Linked DNA regions of Mus musculus: regions 1 and 3 are each linked to region 2. The links are chromatin loops, found by intact Hi-C in ENCODE. Cell type or tissue: heart. All regions are shown on one strand. Links, peaks and the distances in the headings refer to the core of each region. The heading gives the core; the rest is flanking DNA.

Region 1 (5,764 bases), core at 2,144-4,643, 240 kb after region 2:
GTGCATCTGTTGTCAGGCTGGTTGCCGAATGGCTGAACATGTCCTTGTCGGAAGGCTGAAAAATCCAAACACATCTTCTATTAAGAATCTGCTGGGCACCAGCGGATACTCCAAAAATCAAAGCAGCCAAAGAAATGCCAGAGTCCATTGACAAAGTTAGGTAAAACAAGAACGGTTAGACTGAACACCATGGATAACTAGATAAACTCAAGTGTTGAGAGTGGGGACCACTTTCTCCAATGGAGAATGGCTGAACTTATTTCCTAAGTATGGTTCTGGTCTCTCAGGCACTGGGGGTCTCCCAGGACTGCAGGCAGCGCATCTCACCAGGTGGTTACAGATGGGCTACGGGTACACTGTGTTTTCCTAGCTCAAGGGGAATGGAGACCACAGATTATTGTGTGGGTCAGAACAGAGCCCAGCAGGGATCAATGCCATCCCTAAAACACAGGTGGTGACAAACAAACAGCAAAGTGTCCCGACAGGAAGAGATTTAAACATGGTCAACACAGCATTTAATGCTATACATTCCCGAGCCTATTTCCGAGCTTTATTGAAACGATCATCTACTGAATAATTGCTTTGCAAACCTTTCCTACTTTCAGAGATGCACAGACACTTGGGAGAACTGATTTTGTTCCTCTGGGCTGATGGTGCTGTGTGGACTGCCTGGAACAACATGGCAGGCAGAGTCCTCACAGGGCAGAAGACAGCAGCTGCTTCTGGATGTGTTCTGTCTAACATGTCGGACCCTACCCTCTTCATGTTAATGGCTTCTGCTGCCCAAGACACAGCCCAGGTCTCAGGATATCACAGGGAAATTCTGATGCAACCTGTACAGGAGTCTTGGGTCGCTGGCTTCACAATCTTACTGACTCTGATGGGAAATCAAATAATAACAGATAATAAGTAGCCCTTGAAGTGCAGCAGTGCGCCAGTGTCCGGGAAGTCTGCTCTTTGGGCCAATACTGCTCGCATCTGCTGCTATAAAGTGACTTGAAGTGTTTGTGCTTTGCCAGGACCCTGAGATGCTCATATTGGAGAAACAGTGTCCTTAGGGGACAGAGAGGGGGACCAAGGGAAGGCTTCCTGCATAGCACGCCACTGCCAAGCTTCTATAATCTCTGTCTGAACTGCTCTTTCCCATCTTAGCCCCCATGAGAAACAAGTCAGCAAACTGGGAGTGGTCTAGGGAAGTCAGGAGCTCAGTGGGCAGCTGTGTGCAGGCCTCACTGGCACTGTCAGCAGGCATCCTGTGGATACAGTCTGTCCTGGAGGTGTGTGGAGGAGATCCTATGTGGGGAAGAGAATGAAGAGGCGGCACTCTCCCTGCCCGCAAAGGCTGCTGTCCTCAGGCAGAATAACGGGGATGAAAGATCGAGAATGACCGGCGTTCATGTGGATGCCCATATCAGAGTGACCGGCAAAGCTTGGTCCCACCCCTGAACACTGGCTTCATACAGTACTCAGGTTGAGCTGCCAGGTCTCGCCATTCCTGAGAGCACTAGGAGGAAGTGAGGCTCGAGTTGAGTTCAGCCACAACCTCCTGTCCACCTGACTGAGGAAGGTGGGCTCTGAAGAAAGACAGGGCCTATCTGTCCACCCCCCATTCCTCCCCTACCCTGTGCAAGCACTGGGGAGCATAGAGACACTGGGAACAAGGAGTGAGACAAGATAAGAGGTGAAAATAGCAGGAGAACATCAGTCAGGGCAGGAGAGATGCTGAGGTCCGGGGTGGCTGTGATGGGTGGTCTCAGACAAAGGAAGAGAGCCCTGGCTGGGGTCCAGGAGGAGCTTCCTGTCTGCTTGGGCTACAGGCACACTGGGAAGTGGGGGTTCAGGCAGCCTGGTACCTCACGCATGTGCTCTGAACATGCTTGCTGGGTGCAAACAGCCCAGGCCCCCCAGAGTTTAAATGCATATGTGCTTCCTGGCTGGGAGCAGGAAGCGCCCTCTCTCCTAGACCTGCCCTGGGGCCCAGCGGGAGCTCAACCCAGCCCTGCAGACACAGCTGCTGAGGCTGCTGCCACTTAAGGGCACAACAAAAGGTCACCACCCAGGTGGACAGCTCTCTCCTTGAGACTGCTGGGTCTCTCAGGATCCCATCAAATGCTGACGATCCGATAACGCACCAAGGCCAAGCTATGCTGTGGGCTCCAGGCCCCGATGAATGGCTGCAGCGCCACCCAAATGCATGCCAAAATCTCAGTCCCTAGTGCCACAGCCTAACCTCATCTGAAAGCAGGGCTATTTCAGATGGCACTAGTTAGGACTGAAGTCAGAGAGGTACAGTTGCTATCTTGGCTTCAAGACATACATTCAGAGAGGGAAGGTGACAGCAAGGACTAGGTGGGTGTGCACTAAGGAGCTGAGTTTGGGAACAGATCTAGCTCTGGAAGGGGCTCGTGTGACAACACTGAATGCTGGACTCTGCTCTCCAGAGCAGAGAGACAAGAAATCTTAGATGAATTGTCTAGTTGTTCCTTGTGACAGCCCTCCCAGACCAGGAGGGGCATGAAGACATCTCTGCAGAAGCTACCCTGAACACTGGTCAAGCCAGGCTCCCAGCCGTACATACAGTATACAGAAAGCCACAGCTAATATCCATTTACGTCCCCATGCCAGCTTCAGTTGTGTCGAAAGCCAGTAGCGCCATGCCTGGAGAGGTGTACTCGGACAGACAGACAGCCACACCGAGGCTTACCACATTCATCAGGTTCTCATGGTCCCCGCTATGCTGCCGTGGCTTCTTCTCTCTGAAAGGGAGAAGAAAATACCATTCTGATGTCAAATGTGTCCCTTAAAGTGAAGTGGACACCATACTTCCCTAGCCTAACATTTATCAGCTCCGCCTCTCTGGTTTTATTAACCAGGTTAATAAAACTAGATCAGAAAAAGTCCTGACCTACAGCAAAGGCTGAGCCCGCTTCTGGCACACCCCTTCCCAGAGGGTCAAGTTCACTACGGGAGACAGCGGGCTGCAAGCAGGATCTGTCTGTGCCTGGAACACTCAGATGACAGACACTGCCTTTATTCTTTAGCAAATCCTAACAATGACCTCATCTTCTCCCTTAAGAGTCTGTGAAGTCACGTGCCGTAAGGGATGAGAGAAAATATGGGAGATACTACTTTGGCACATCAGGGAGGTGACATTCTCTCAGGATGAGTCATAGGTACTTCCAGTCTACGGAAAAGTCTGCCTAGTAAAAACAGAATGTGTTTTACACAGAACAGGCTAAAGAAAGCCATTGGTTGTAAAGACCACATTTCTATCTGTGGCGAGAAGAGGGTGACACCTAGCGGGAGAGTGAGTCATTACAGTAGCAGATTCTTGAAGTTTTGGGGAGCCAAGTCTAGTGTCTCTAGGCTTGTCCTGTCCTTCAAGACCTGAGTCCTTGCTTGGCAGGGACTAGGAGAGGCTGCAGAGGCCAGAGGGCATGGGTTTCTCTTTTTGACAGATTTTAGAATGGGATCCAAATCGAGAGAGTTGAGTATGGAGCTGGCTAAGCTGGTTCCCACTGGCTCCCAGCTAGACCAGAAGGCTGCACCCTGCATCATCTCTGACAGTTCTGGGCATCCGTCTTGGTTACAAAGAACTTCACTTCTCCCTGAGCCAAGGGAGACAAGTATAATGCTGAAAAAAAGAGAAAAAAGGCTTCCATTTTCAGTGAGCCTCTCTTGTAGGAAATACAAGCCTATGTCTTCCTAAAGGGCAGTTTATCACACACAGTTTTACTAATATGTGAGCTCTCCAGGCCACGCAATAGTGAGCACCCTCAGTGACTTCCCACTGTGGCAACAGGATGTAGTACCTCACACTTAGATTTCAGTATGCCCATGGCCAAAGACAGCACACAAAGACTGTGCTCAAAGAATTGCAGAATTCATTCCAGACATTTAGATAGGAAGGGCTCTTTGCTTTGCCCTCCAGGAAGATCAATAAGCATTTTCAATTGACGAATGAAGAATGCCCTTTGTGACCAACCCATGAATGTGGGCCAGGGAGGCTCTTAATAAAGAGGCTCCGTGGGACACAGGGAAAACAGCAGGTTTAGGCTCTAGAACATGCATGTTTGTTCTAACCTGTCGCAAGTGGAACACAGGAGGACGAGGAAGGTGATGAGGAAGAACATGGCCACGGCAGCCAGACTTCCCCACAGGACCATCTGCATCTGCATCTGCCCACTGCTCAGTACGCTTCCTGCAGGGCCCATGGTGGGAGCTGGGGTGACCAGCAGGTGGGGTCAGTTCTTCATAGGAGATCACATGGGTCTAGAAGGCTTCATCCTCCTGCAGAGAGAACGACACTACACGTTCAGAATCCCTTCCCGGGAAAGGCTGAGCAGTCCCGATATCAAGATCCCAAACCAGAAAGAACCCTGACCTGATTGCTGAGTGCTGCTGTGGTGCTGTCAGAAGCTTGAAATGCATGTGTGCTGAAACCATGTAAAATTACGGTTGTGTACGAGGAGACTCCGACAGCCACAGGAATGCCACGCTCACACCTGTGTCTTCTCTCCAGGTTAGCTACCTCTATTTCAGAATCTGAAAGGTCTCTAGCAGCACTTCACATAAGAAACACAGAGCCTCCCTGTCAGGAGCAAGGCCTCACAGCCGCCAGGGCGATGTTCACAGAAGGTAGGCGTGCCTGGAACCTGGCTGGCTCTCTTCAAGTCTGTGCTGTGATGTTTGATTTCCTCACATGGGATTTGACTGGGGATGCACCAGTGTGTAGCAGAGCATCCAAAGCAGTGGGTAGTTTATCATCTTAGTATGAGGAGTCAATAAAGACTTCCAGCACCCCAAAGCAAGCAAAATATGCTTGTTTGCGTTAATACGCCTTAGCCAAGGCAGTATGAAATGTTTGCTACACATGTGTATGTGCGTACGTAATTCCTAACTTTCAATTTTAAATTCATTTTTATTTATATAGGCGTTTGTGTGTGCGCGCGCATACATATGTATGTGCCCCATGGGACAACTGTGGAGGCTGTCAGGCGTGGTGGTGAGCATCTTTACATCTCAGCCATCTCACTGGTTTCCTAGACACATATTTTGCAAAATAGCAATTTCCTTCCCGTGCCTCTGTTTATCCCCGTAGCTCCTCAAGCCCTTTTCCTTAGAGCTAGAGATTAACCAGTGTCTATCTGTCTGTCTGTCTACACGCCCACAGACTGCTGCCCACTTAGAGTGTGGCTTCACTTTCAAGGAGGAGCTTTCACTGAGCTGATATTGGGTACCCAGCAAATTCACCTTCAGAGGAAAGGCTTGTGCTGAGGACACGACCTTAGCAGAGGGCAAGACCAATGTGTAAGGAACCACAGAGCAGGCATAAGACCCGCACTTAGTTCCCAGCCGCCACTGACTGCTCTCGCAGTTACTGCTCCCCGCTCCAGGGGAAGCACTGACCACCTCCACTTGGACCCGGTCTCCACGCAGCCATGTTCTCCTCCACGTGGACCATCCCTCTGTTCCCGCCATCATGCTGCTGACAGTGCTCAGGCTAGTGCTCCTTATTTGTTATTTTGTAATTTGTAAACACTGTCAAATATTTCCATATTAGAGACATACGGAGAATAGAGGAGCATACCAGGCTAACATTAGCTGTGGTAAGAGAGGCCTTATTTAAACTACACCCATTTGGTTAGCTCCAGAACATTCTAATTAAGAGGAACAGCCTGAAGTTTATGCTCAAGCAAGCAGAAAAGGAAGAAAACATGACTTCTGTGTTAGGCTAATGAATCATAACTAAATTTTTCTTGCA
Region 2 (5,764 bases), core at 1,502-4,001:
CCTTTCAGCCTGTCTTGGTGTCTCTGGTAAGCAGGTTCACTAAGATCCTTATCAAGGGACAAAAGCTAAAGAAATAGCTACTGTATGGAGCTCCAGCTTTATAAATGTGATCTTACGCTTATGGGGTTCTCTTGCCCCTTTATTTGTAAAACAAACAGATTAAATGAGATTAGTACTAGTGATGTAAACACAAAGTGAATGAATTCAAATATGCCAAGCACAGATTAGGTAAAGCCACCCATGTGTACAGCTTGGTCCCGAGCAGTGCTGAGTAAATTCAAAGGGTGTGGCTCAGCTGGTAATGCTTGCTAGCAGGTACCAAGGGGCCGTGGGCTCCATCTCCAGCATTGTATAAACACATAGGCACACTTGGGAGGTAGACAAAGTCAGTCAAGGCCATCCTCGGCTCCACAGTGAGCTCGAGGCTAGCTTGGTCTTGAAGTAAGGCTGTCTTAAAAACGACGAACAATCAAGACGTCCCTGTGCACAGCATACACACAATGCAGTCTCCTGTGGCTGAATCCCCACCACACGCTGACATTCTGACAGTGGCCCGTTGCTCTGTGCATTGGTAGCTTTTCTCTTTTTTGGTAGTGTGGTATTCTACTATGAATACACCAGTCTCCTTTTTCACATGCCCGCTGGCAGACATCTGCGTTGCTTCCGGTTGGGGTGATAATAAATAAAGCGGCAATGAACCTTTGTCTAGGAGTCTTTTTGTGGACACGCATTTTCTTTTCTCTTAGGTAAATACAGATGCAACAGTAGAGTTCCTGGGTCGTATGCTTAGCACATATTTAACTTGTAGGAAATTGCCAAACTAGTTTTCAAAGTAGTTATACCACATTTTGCATTTCTACTGGCAATGCGAGTGAGCATTCATTCCTGTTGCCAGAACTTAGGACCTTGTACGAACCCTGCATCCTTCCACTTCCCCTCAGCCAGTCCCACCATGGCCGGCACTGCAGTGATAGGAATTTACTATAGAGGTAAACGTGTGGCCTGAGGGTTCCTGAGTTAATAAGAATCCCTAGTCAATTATTTTCTTAATCCATGGATTCTAGAAGTGCATTTTGTCCTGTTGACTCCTAGGTGAGATTGGATGGTTAGGACGACTGTAGATGCTGTCTGAGTTCCTCGGTGCTCCAGCACCCTCAACCTAGGGACCACATGGCTGGCCCACCCTGGACTCTGGGAGCCCAGGGCTCTGATCTGTGCTCTTCCTCTCCTGGTTAACTGCTTGCTGCTCTTCCTGATGATGTGTCATTCCAGAGAAACACACACGGATGAAAAGATGGAAGAGCCATGAATGCTGCTAATGCTTGCTGTGCTGTGCTGTGCCTTGGATGCTGGGCAGGTGGGGGGCTAGGGAACCCTAGGTATGGAAACAAGAGAACACTTGCCTCCATCCTGATACGTATTGATCCGTCAGTGCCGAGTGGCTCAGGGTGGTGAGCCTCTCCATCACCCAGTGTACCTTTGGGGTTGGTGTGCTCACGCACTATCCTCATTGGGACCGCTTCTGCACAGCACTCCCTTGGGAGACCTTCCTGCTCCTGAGAAGCAGATTCGGAATGAACGCTGTAGAGTTCACGATGCAGGTGGGCACCACTGTTGCAGGATATGTAACCACACTGTGGACCCCGAGATTGTGTTATTTATTGGAAAAACTTATTTCCAGTTGTGGTGTAGCTCAGCCCTAACACACACTTTTAATCCAGGAACTTTTTGCTTGAATACTGTAAACAAGATTTAAGTAAAATCAACCATAGGTCAAGAGGCATTTGACAGGGAGCGAATATGTGATTATTAACAAAAAGACATAGTAAGAGGGAGTCAGGAGGACCTGATAGGCAGATGCACAGGAAGTAGAAGGGAGGGACATTCGGTTTTGGGAGGTCCACTAAGGAGGAAGGTCAGTTGGTGCTTTCTCTGCCTGTCTGAGCTAGCAGGCTTTAACTCCAGCATCTGCAGCATCTGGCTCCCAAGTTTTCATTGGTAAAATTGAACAATTGGGATTTTGTTTAAAACAACACATCATACTTATGAGTTTTGTAGATCTGTGTGTTTTGGGGGATAAGTATAAGCCCAAAGATAAAAAATGCAGAGTGCAGCAAATGCTTAACTCGTGGTTGAAGACCACACAGCTACCGAAACTCCTGTGTTAGCTTACAGCTTCCTGTTTTGATTCAAGCTCCCCTCCAACCAACCCCCAGTAAAACTGTCCATGGTCACCACACCTACGAACCAAGGGAAAGTGATGAAAACCAGGTTTATAAGCGCCTCTGGGGTACTGTTGCTGGTCCAGTAGACAGACTCCTGAGTCAGGTTTCCTGTGTATTCCCAATTTCTGCCAGAGCTACCCAAACTCACAACATTGCAGCGAGTTTTCTCACATTAACCCCAAAAGTGCACTGGGTGACTGAGGGGTTCACAGTCACCGTGAGCCATTCAGCACTGATCTATCAATACAGGATCAGGCCCATGGCATCTTGTCTCTATGCCTAGGGTTCCTAAGCTCCCAACCCACTCAGCATCCAAGGGCGAAAGCACACACAGCACAGCACACACAGCACAGCAGTGACACACCCCAACTTCAGAATACACAGAACATCACACCTAGATATGACAGAACCAGGAATCTGACTTTCCAGAAGGTCTTGTGGAATTGGTAGTTAACTTTTACCCTTCTACAGAATTGGTTTTCTCTGGAGAGTACCATAGTGCCCATACTTTGGGTCATTGCATCACCTCGTGGTCATGACAGGAACTGCATCTTCTCAGAGTCCCAGTCACATTCCATAGTAGTTCGGAAACAATCTATTTGAAACCAGAGGAAACTCCTTTCATGGGTATTTTGTTCCCTATTCTAAGGAGGAATGAAGTATCCACCTATTGGTCTTCCCTCTTCTTGATTTTCTTGTGTTTTGCAAATTGTATCTTGGGTGTTCTATGTTTCTGGGCTAATATCCACTTATCAGTGAGTGCATATCTAATGACTTCCTTTGTGATTGGGTTACCTCACTAAAGTTTGGAGCTAAGACAAAAGGATGGACTATCCAGAGACTACCCCATCCGGGGATCTATCCCATAATCAGCCACCAAACCCCACACACTATTGCATATGCCAGAAAGATTTTGAGGAAGGGACCCTGATATAGCTGTCTCGTATGCCAGTACCTGGCAAATATAGAAGTGGATGCTCACAGTCATCTATAATATGGAACACAGGGCCCCCAATGGAGAAGCTAGAGAAAGCACCCAAGGAGCTGAAGGGGTCTGCAACCCTATAGGTGGAACAACAATATGAACTAACCAGTAACCCCCGGAGCTCTTGACTCTAGCTGCATATGTATCAGAAAATGGCCTAGTCGGCCATCACTGGAAAGAGAGGCCCCTTGGTCTTGCAAACTTTATATGCCCCAGTACAGGGGAACGACAGGGCCAAGAAGTGGGAGTGGGTGGGTAGGGGAGCAGGGCAGGGGTAGGGGTAGGGAACTTTCGGAATAGCATTTGAAATGTATATAAAGAAAATATCTAATAAAGAAAAAGAAAGAAAGAAACCAGAGGAAAAAAGTCTGCTAGATTCTGCCCTCCCAAAGCTGGCCAAGTGACGTGCAGAGCCAGGACAGCTTGGTGCCTCTCTCACATTTCACCGCTGTGGCTGAGGAAGGAGTAGTGTCCCTCTTGTGCCTCAGCTCCCACCGGCCCATAGACTAGGCTGCCATTCTCCTCTGTGGATTCTTTTACTCATCTTGCTCACAAGCAGCCTCTATTATTTATGCTCAGCTCACTGTTTTTCTGTCACAATATAAACAACCTTGGGCAAGCCGTACAAATTTAATCACTTGCTTCTGCAAAGTGGGAATCAGGCTCTACCGAAAACTGTGGGTCCAATGAAATGAAAAGCTGCATGTATACACATCTGATAAACTGTGACAAAACGTGTAAATGCAGTGCTCATCAGATAATACGTGTCTGTGCATAGCACTTCACACTTTGAACTTCCTTATTCGAGTGTTAGCAGGTCAGACAGAGCGGAGGGTGTCCGCAATCATGACCCATACCTACGTGCAGTGAACACTTCTCTCGCTGTGTTTACAGTCTAGGGAATGGATGTCTGTTAAAAGAGTGCATGCTCTCGTACGTGGAATCACATTTAATAACTTCACAACTGTCCCTCAAGGTGTGAGGGTGCATTACCAGGTTTACAAAAAGGTGCCATCTCGAGGGTCAAGCTGGCTTTCTTAGGGTCCCAGAGCAGTGGCTGAGGGGATGGACTGGGGATCATTTGACATGGTCTAGGTGCTTCCAAACGTTCTGAGTGACAGGCCACAGTACAGGACCCACTCACGTGTCAGCACACTGTTGAGATAAAAACCCCAACAGAGGGCAGTGCTGACCCCACACCTTCAGCGGATCCTCACTCCCGCTCACCTCTCATTACAGTGACTCACAGCCTCCCAGTCAATCTGGAAGTAGAAGGTTCTCAAACAACCTCCACTAGATAACAACCTCCCCTGCAAATGACTGTTGATTTCAAATGGACAGTAAGGATCTAAAAGAACAGGTAAGAAATTAGGAAGCTCCATCAACAAAAACAGACTGTCTGCCCAGACAAATTAGTTATTTCTTAGGTTTATATCTTTTCCCTTGGTAGTCAGTTCTCATCCCTCACGATTGCCGACCTAATGCACGAAGGTCACTAAAGTGCATCCTCCGACGCAGACATGCCACGGAACATTCCTGTTTCTCTTCTCCTGGGTGGTGTGGCTACCCTGGTTGTCAGTGTGTACAGCTGGAGTTCCCACTTCTTATGGCAAATTCTGAGATTTCTTTGATGTCCGAGAGGTACATTTCTTGAAGCTCCCTGGGTGAATGTGCAAATGCTGCTGTATATTTTTATACTCTTTGGTGGGAGCCATTCAGCCCAGATAGGAAGGGTCTGAGAGACTGAGACAGAAGTTGGCATTGCAAGTCCTACAATGAGTTCTGTAGAGACCGTTTGAGATACGGTTTGAAATGTACAGTAACTGTAATGGCAGAGCTTGCATCCTGCAACATCTGAAGACAGCGTTTGAAGCTACTCCAGCCCCTTCACACACCAACCTGTGCCCACCCAGCTCTCAGTGAATGAATGGACCAGCTCTTGTGCCCTGCTTCCAGGCTGTTCAGTGTTTTGCCTATGGTGCTCAATAAATATTAGTTCACTAAGTAAACAGCAGGGTGAAGAGCAGCTGTCCTATTTTCTTTTTAAACTACTCAAAGTAAGTTTAGATACAAATGGCCAAGGCCGCACAACATGGCGCCATCAGTTCCTTTATCACTGTGGGGAAGGCTGAGTCTAGAAGATAATACCTAGTTCTAACCAACCTGTTTGTGTCCACACTTAGCATTTTGTAAATGAAGCCTATGGTCTTCAAATAAGTGGTGTGTGTGTGCGCGCTAGGTGTCAGTTCTGTGTATCGGGCTTGTGAGGTCTCGGGGAGTCTCTCATCTCCATCATAGAGCACTGAGGCTCTGGAAGCACAGTACTGTGTCCATCTTCTAAGGATTCTGACGATCTGAACTCCAGTCCACACACTGCGTGTCAAGTCCTGTACCCATGGGGAAGCTCCCACTCTTTCCTCTGGTGATGCAACTGTTTGCTAATTTTGCTGAGGTATGTGGATAGCCTACCCGAGCCAGTCCAATGCAGCCTGACCAGGGAGGAAAATGACTTTCAGTTCTATAAAACATACAAACTGATCTCTGATAGGTGATC
Region 3 (5,764 bases), core at 2,144-4,643, 69 kb before region 2:
TTGTTTGAGAAAATCAGTAAGATAGATAAACCTTTATCCAAACAAAATAAAAGGCAGAGAGAGAAATCCAAATTTTATAAACTGGAAATGAAAAGGGGACATAACAACAGACACCAAGGAAATCCAAAGCGTCGTAAGGACACACCTTTAAAAACCTGGACTCCCCAAAATTTTGAAACCTAAATGAAATGGATAATTTTCTTGACAGATAACAACTACCAAATTGAAGCTCAGATCATATAAGCAATTTAAGTAGAACAGTAACCCCTAAAGCAGTGGTTCTCAAATGTGGGTCATGACCCCTTTCACATGGGTCATCTAAGACCATCATAAAACACAGATATTTACCGTACAATTCATAACAGTAGCAAAATTTACAGTTATAAAGTAGTAACATGAAAATAATGTTGGGGGTCACCACTACATGTGGAACTGTATTAAAGGGCCACAAGGCCACAGCATTAGGAAGGTTGGAACCACTTCTATTTCTAATAAAATAGAAACAGTTATTGAAAGTCTCCCAACTCAAAAAAGCCAAAGTCTGGTTTTAGTCCAGAATTCTACCAGACTCTCAAAGAAGAGTTAGTGCCAATGCTCAGCTTGGTATAGAAAGAAGGGACATTGTCCAGTTCATGTTATGAGGCCACAGTTACCCTGATACCAAACCACATAAAGGCCTGACACAGAAAGAGAACTCTAAATCAACTTTCTTATGAATATTTATGCAAAAATACTCAAATATTTGCAAACTGAATCCAAGAACACGTCAAAAAGATGATCTGCCATGATCAAGTAGGCTTCATCCCAGAGATACAGGGCTGATTCAATGTGCTAAAATTAATAAATGTGATCCATCTTATAAACAAACCAAAAGAAAAATATCCATGTGATCATCTCATTAGATCCAGGAAAGGCTTTGACAAAAATCCAACATCCTTTTGTGCAGACACAAACAAACAAAACAACAAAAGAGTCTTGGAGAGATTAGAGATATAAGGTACATACCTAAACATAGTAAAGGTAATTGTGATGGTTTGTTTATGCTTTGCCCAGGGAAGGTGGTGTGGCCTTGTAGGAGTAGGTGTGTCACTGTAGGCATGGGTTTAAGACCCTTGCCCTAGCTGTGTGGAAGTCACTCTTCTAGCAGCCTTCAGATGAAGATGTAGAACTCTCAGCTCTGCCTGCATCATGTCTGCCTAGATGCTGCCCTGCTCCCACCTTCATGATGACAGATTGAACTTCTGAACCTGTAAGCCAACCCAATTAAATGTTGTCCTTTTAAGACTTGTCTTGGTCATAGTGCCTGTTCACAGCAGTAAAACCCTAACAAATACAGTAATATGCAGCAAACCTAAAGCCAATATCAAATTGAATGGAGAGAAACTCAAAGAAATTCCACTAAATTTAGAAACAAGACAAGATTGTCCACTTTCTCCATATCTATTCAATATATTAGTTGAACTTGTAGCTAGAGCAATAAGAAAACCAAAGGAGATCAAAGGGATTCAAAGCAGACAGAAAAAGTCAAAATACCATTATTTGCTGATGATATGATAGTATACATAAATAATGATAAAAATTCTACTGGAAACTCCTACAGCTGATAAACAGCTTCAGGTGAAGGGGCAGGGTGCAAGACTTAACTCACGAGAATCTGTCGCCCTCCAATACACAAATGACAAACTGGGAAATAAATCAGGAAAACAAGACCTTCCACAATAGCCCCAAAGAATATAAAATATCTGGGCTGTCTCTAACCAAGCAAGTGAAAGATCTGCATGAGAAAAACTTCAAGTGTTTGAAGAAATAAATTGAAGTAGATATCAGTGTTGGCTTACAAACGATTCTGCCAGACTCCCCCAGGAATCTAGCAACCACTTACATCATCTGTGCCATTGTCTGGCACCACCGGGTGAGAGCCAGGTGCGGCAGTGTATAAGGAGTCTTGCTTGCTACCCCAGCTCTCTCTTTCTCTCTGTGGCCATGTGTTCCTGGCTGCCATCTCTCTCTGTCCTTTCTGTCCTCTGTCCCCTTCTCTGCCCTCATGGATCTGTTTCTGTCTGCCTCTTCTCTTCCTTTCTCCCAAATAAACCTCCATATACCAGGTCTGTCACATGGCGTGATTTCTTAGGGGGATACCTTGACATGGACCAACCAGGTACCCCTGCCCACCGCTATATTAGATTTCATAACAATCAGAAGATGAAAAGATCTCCCATGCTCAGTAGGATTCATATAGTACAATTAGCCATCCCACCAAAAGCAATCTACAATTTAATGTAATCACTATAAAAAGTTCAACACAATTCTTTGCAAGCCTTGAAGGCTTCTCAACTTCACATGGAAAAACAGAACAAAGCAAAACTTCAGGGTAGCTGAAACACTCCTGTACTGTGAGAGAGCTGTCAAAGGCATCGGTATCTCCAATTCCAAGTTGTACTACTGACAGCTTTTCCTTCGTCTTACTGTATTCTATTTTGTCAGGTTTGGTTGTTTTCTAGAGATAACAACCTGCGCTTTTCTCATGACAGACAGAGAGGGAGTGCATCTGGAGGGAGGAGGAAAGCAGCCGTTGTCAGGATGCAGGTCCTGCTTGGTGGCAGAGCACTTGCTTGGATGTACACCTGCCTGCGCGCAAGCCCCTTCACACTTGTTTCATAGGTAGATAGTGTACCTAGGTGATTTTTAGTAGTGATTTAGTTTTGGTGCTGAGGTTGACACTGCCTCTCACCCATATTGTGCACATGCTCTACGACTAAGCTGCTCAGTGAGCTCATCACACGATCTCTAGAGTATCAGTATACAAGGACTGGAAGATGTGTGACGTACAAAGCCGAATCGCAGTATTCTTTCCTCCCCCATCTTTCCTCCCCTCCCTTCCCACTCCCCCTCTCATTTTCTTTTTCTAGACAGGATCTCCCTGTGTAGCATTGCCTGTTCTAGCACCCAATCTGTAGACCAGGCTGGCCCTGAACTCAGAGATCTGAGTGTCTCTGCACACCCTCCTCTCCCAACCCCTCCTCCCCCGAGTGCTAGATTAAAGGTATGTGCCACCAAGTCCTGGTGGCTGTTCTGTTTTTGAGGCAGGCTCCTGATATGCGGCCAAGCCTGACCTTGGACTCCCAAACCTGCCTCAGCCTCGAATGCTGGTTTATAGACATGTGCTACCACCTGGCTTTGGCTTATCATTGCCATTCTGTGTGACAACAGTCGTGGTGTGGACTAGTGTCAAATGCTCACATGACCCTGTATTCTGATGGAGGCCAGACTTGGGTATTTGGTCTCTGTCATCACTTGAAACCCTTAGCGAATTTTGGACAAAAGTCCCCTCATGTGCACAGTTACAGAGTAGCAGGTTCTGTGTTTTATGCAGTCAGTTCACAAATCATGTGGGAAATTCTGGTTTCCTTTTACATGACTTAACAAGAGATAGCTTTCTTCCTTCTTCCTCTTTCTTCTTTTCTCTTTCCTTTCTCTCTTTCTTTCCCACTGGCTTCGGCTAAACTTGCACAAGACGATGCTTTCTCTGTTACATTTTTTGAAAGGTAATCACAGGTGGTCATTAAAAAAATTTTTTTTTAAAGACCTGTTCAAAGAAAGTATTTCTCCACTCACAAAGAGCAAACAGGAATAGTGTTGGCTGTGCTTAAGGAAGTGTGGCCGAGAGGGGGCTTTCGGGACAGCCAGGGAGGTCACCTCAGTGAAGACCAAGGGACTAATTGCCAGGCACTTAGCTGACACAGAGCAGAGTGACATCGAAGGGTGCCTGGTGGCCAAGAAAGGGTGGGCAGGGCAGCCTGGGAGCAACGCTTGGAGGAACCTTTCTCAAGGTTTTAATTCTCTCCTCCGAACTGTTCCTCCCTCCCTCCTGGGTGTTAAAATCATGCCTCTTCCACAAGGTGAGTTTAGAGAGCCTGCTTGGTGACTCTGGCCTGTGATCCCATTCCTGAGTCACAGTTCCTCCTACAGTGAGTTCCAGGCTAGCATGGACTACTAGACCTCCATTCAGACAAAACCAGCAAAAGTCTTCTTGGGGACACACTTATGCTTTGGTCATTGTAACCGTGGAAGGCAGGAGGTATAGACCAGTGCGCGGAGCATGAGACAGAGCTAGTCACAAGCTTGTCAATGTCACCTTGGGAAGCTGGCTGAGCTTAGTTGTATTACCATGTCTGTCACTTAGTCATCATGACTGTACCCTGCAAGGGGGAAGAAGCGTCCCCAGGGACCAGGAGGGCATGCCTGGGGAGGGTGTGGCCTGCTCTGGAAGGAAAGATCCATTTCCTCACCCACCTCTGTCAGTGCACAGAGGCAGTCCCCCAGGGGCACACAGAGGCAGTCCCCCAGGGGCATTGTGTCCTGGACAGGAGAGCAGAGCCTGCTAAGGACGTCCTTTTCTCCTCCCTGTCTTTGAATGAGCACCGGGGCAATGCTGTGAGGCTCTGAATGGGAAGTGGAGCTAAAGACAGAGGTGCCTGGGCCTTCCTGTGTATTCAAGGTCCCCATTCACAGGACATAAGGAAGATGGGGTTCAGATTCACCCCATGAAGCTCTGGGTAGAACATCCTGCTCTTCCTAGGGAGAAAAACCAAGTCTCCTGTAACCCCAAACTGAGCTGGCCGGAAAGCATATTTTAAAGCTTGGAAAACTTGGGGGCTCACCAGTTACATCACACCAAGTGATGAATGACTTCTAGGTAGACAGGCAAAGCGGCCCAAGTGAGTCTCAAAGCAGCGGCCTGTATGTCTAGACTCGCAGCCTCCCTTGCTGTGACCCTCCAATTCAGCTCCTCAGGGTGTGACCCCAACCATAAAGTCTTTTGGATGCTATTTCACAACTCTAGTTCTGATAGTGACAAATCATGATGTAAATATAGGATATACAGGATGTCTGATTTGTGACCCCAAAGAGATCTTGGCCCAAGGTTGGGAACTGTCTAGAGCCAAGCTCTGGAATCCAGGCCTCAGGCTTCTGTCCTGCTAAGATGCCCTTATGTTGTAAGCTGTTTCAAAGCAGTTAAGTAGGAAATTATTTAAGCTTTTTAAAAAGCATTTATTTTGTGTGAGGTGGGGTGGGGCAGGGCGTGTGCACATGTGAAGGTCAGAGGACAACAGTGCTTCCCTCCATCCACCACGCAAGCCCTGGGCATCAGACTCAGGCCACCGGGCTCCTTTATCTGACAATCCATCTCATGGGCCAGGGAAATGATTTTAAATTGAATGTGCCTGTCCAAATACTTGCAGGAGTAACTTCTATGAAATTTGAAAAAAATATATGGTAATGTTTGTGAAGTTAACTTGTTTGCCTTGAAAGTGCTTCATGTACAAGTTCCAGTGAGACAGTTATTTAAAATATTAAAGGAAGAGTAAAATGTCACAGTTTTATGTAAAAAGTAACCAGAAAGCACTGGATGCTGAATCTTTGATCTGAAAACTTATATGTAGGTTTATTTACTTCCAAAACACAAGACTTAATCTTTCAGCCTTAGTCTGACAACTCCAACCCCACCCCTGGCCCCCCAAGATAGGGTTTTTCTGTGTTCCCCTGACTGTCTGGACACTTGCTCTGTAGGCCAGGCTGGCCTCAAACTCAGAGCTCTGCCTGCCTCTGCCTCCAGGGTGCTGGGATAAAAGGTGCCCCCCACCCCCCCACCCCCGGCTGGTATTTTTGTTTTATGTGTATACACAGGCTTCATATGTAGATGCCAGTGAGGGCTTAAAAAAGGTATAGAATTCCCTAGTTTGGGAATTGTGAGCTGTGCAAA

The links. A loop is a pair of places that touch in the nucleus more often than their neighbours do. Peaks named below come from ENCODE experiments on the same cell type or tissue, not always from the same donor. Only the 100,000 strongest peaks of a DNase experiment are listed, where the experiment ranks them.
Region 1: it touches region 2 in a loop (7-fold over the local background); 17 of 42 quality-filtered maps call a loop at or near these places.
Region 3: a loop joins it to region 2, with 7 times the contacts of the local background. A loop is called at or near these places in 21 of 42 quality-filtered maps.

The regions. Positions count from the first base shown.
Region 1 is chr3:9,702,000-9,707,763 of GRCm38, forward strand. Pag1 (phosphoprotein associated with glycosphingolipid microdomains 1) reads right to left here. Exons shown (of 9, transcript NM_001195031.1): 4 at 4,084-4,290; 5 at 2,705-2,756; 6 at 1-55. The coding sequence starts at 4,214. Among named protein-coding and RNA genes, the nearest start is that of Gm33169, 42 kb to the left of the region's middle. In heart, for the core only: no CTCF peak of the experiment used is centred there; a DNase peak (open chromatin) is centred at 3,152; H3K27ac peaks cover 177 bases.
Region 2 is chr3:9,463,758-9,469,521 of GRCm38, forward strand. The region is part of intron 4 of Zfp704 (zinc finger protein 704); the gene reads right to left. Among named protein-coding and RNA genes, the nearest start is that of C030034L19Rik, 64 kb to the left of the region's middle. In heart, for the core only: a CTCF peak has its summit at 2,757; no DNase peak of the experiment used is centred there.
Region 3 is chr3:9,394,251-9,400,014 of GRCm38, forward strand. No RefSeq gene overlaps it. Among named protein-coding and RNA genes, the nearest start is that of C030034L19Rik, 5.9 kb to the right of the region's middle. In heart, for the core only: no CTCF peak of the experiment used is centred there; no DNase peak of the experiment used is centred there; H3K27ac peaks cover 680 bases.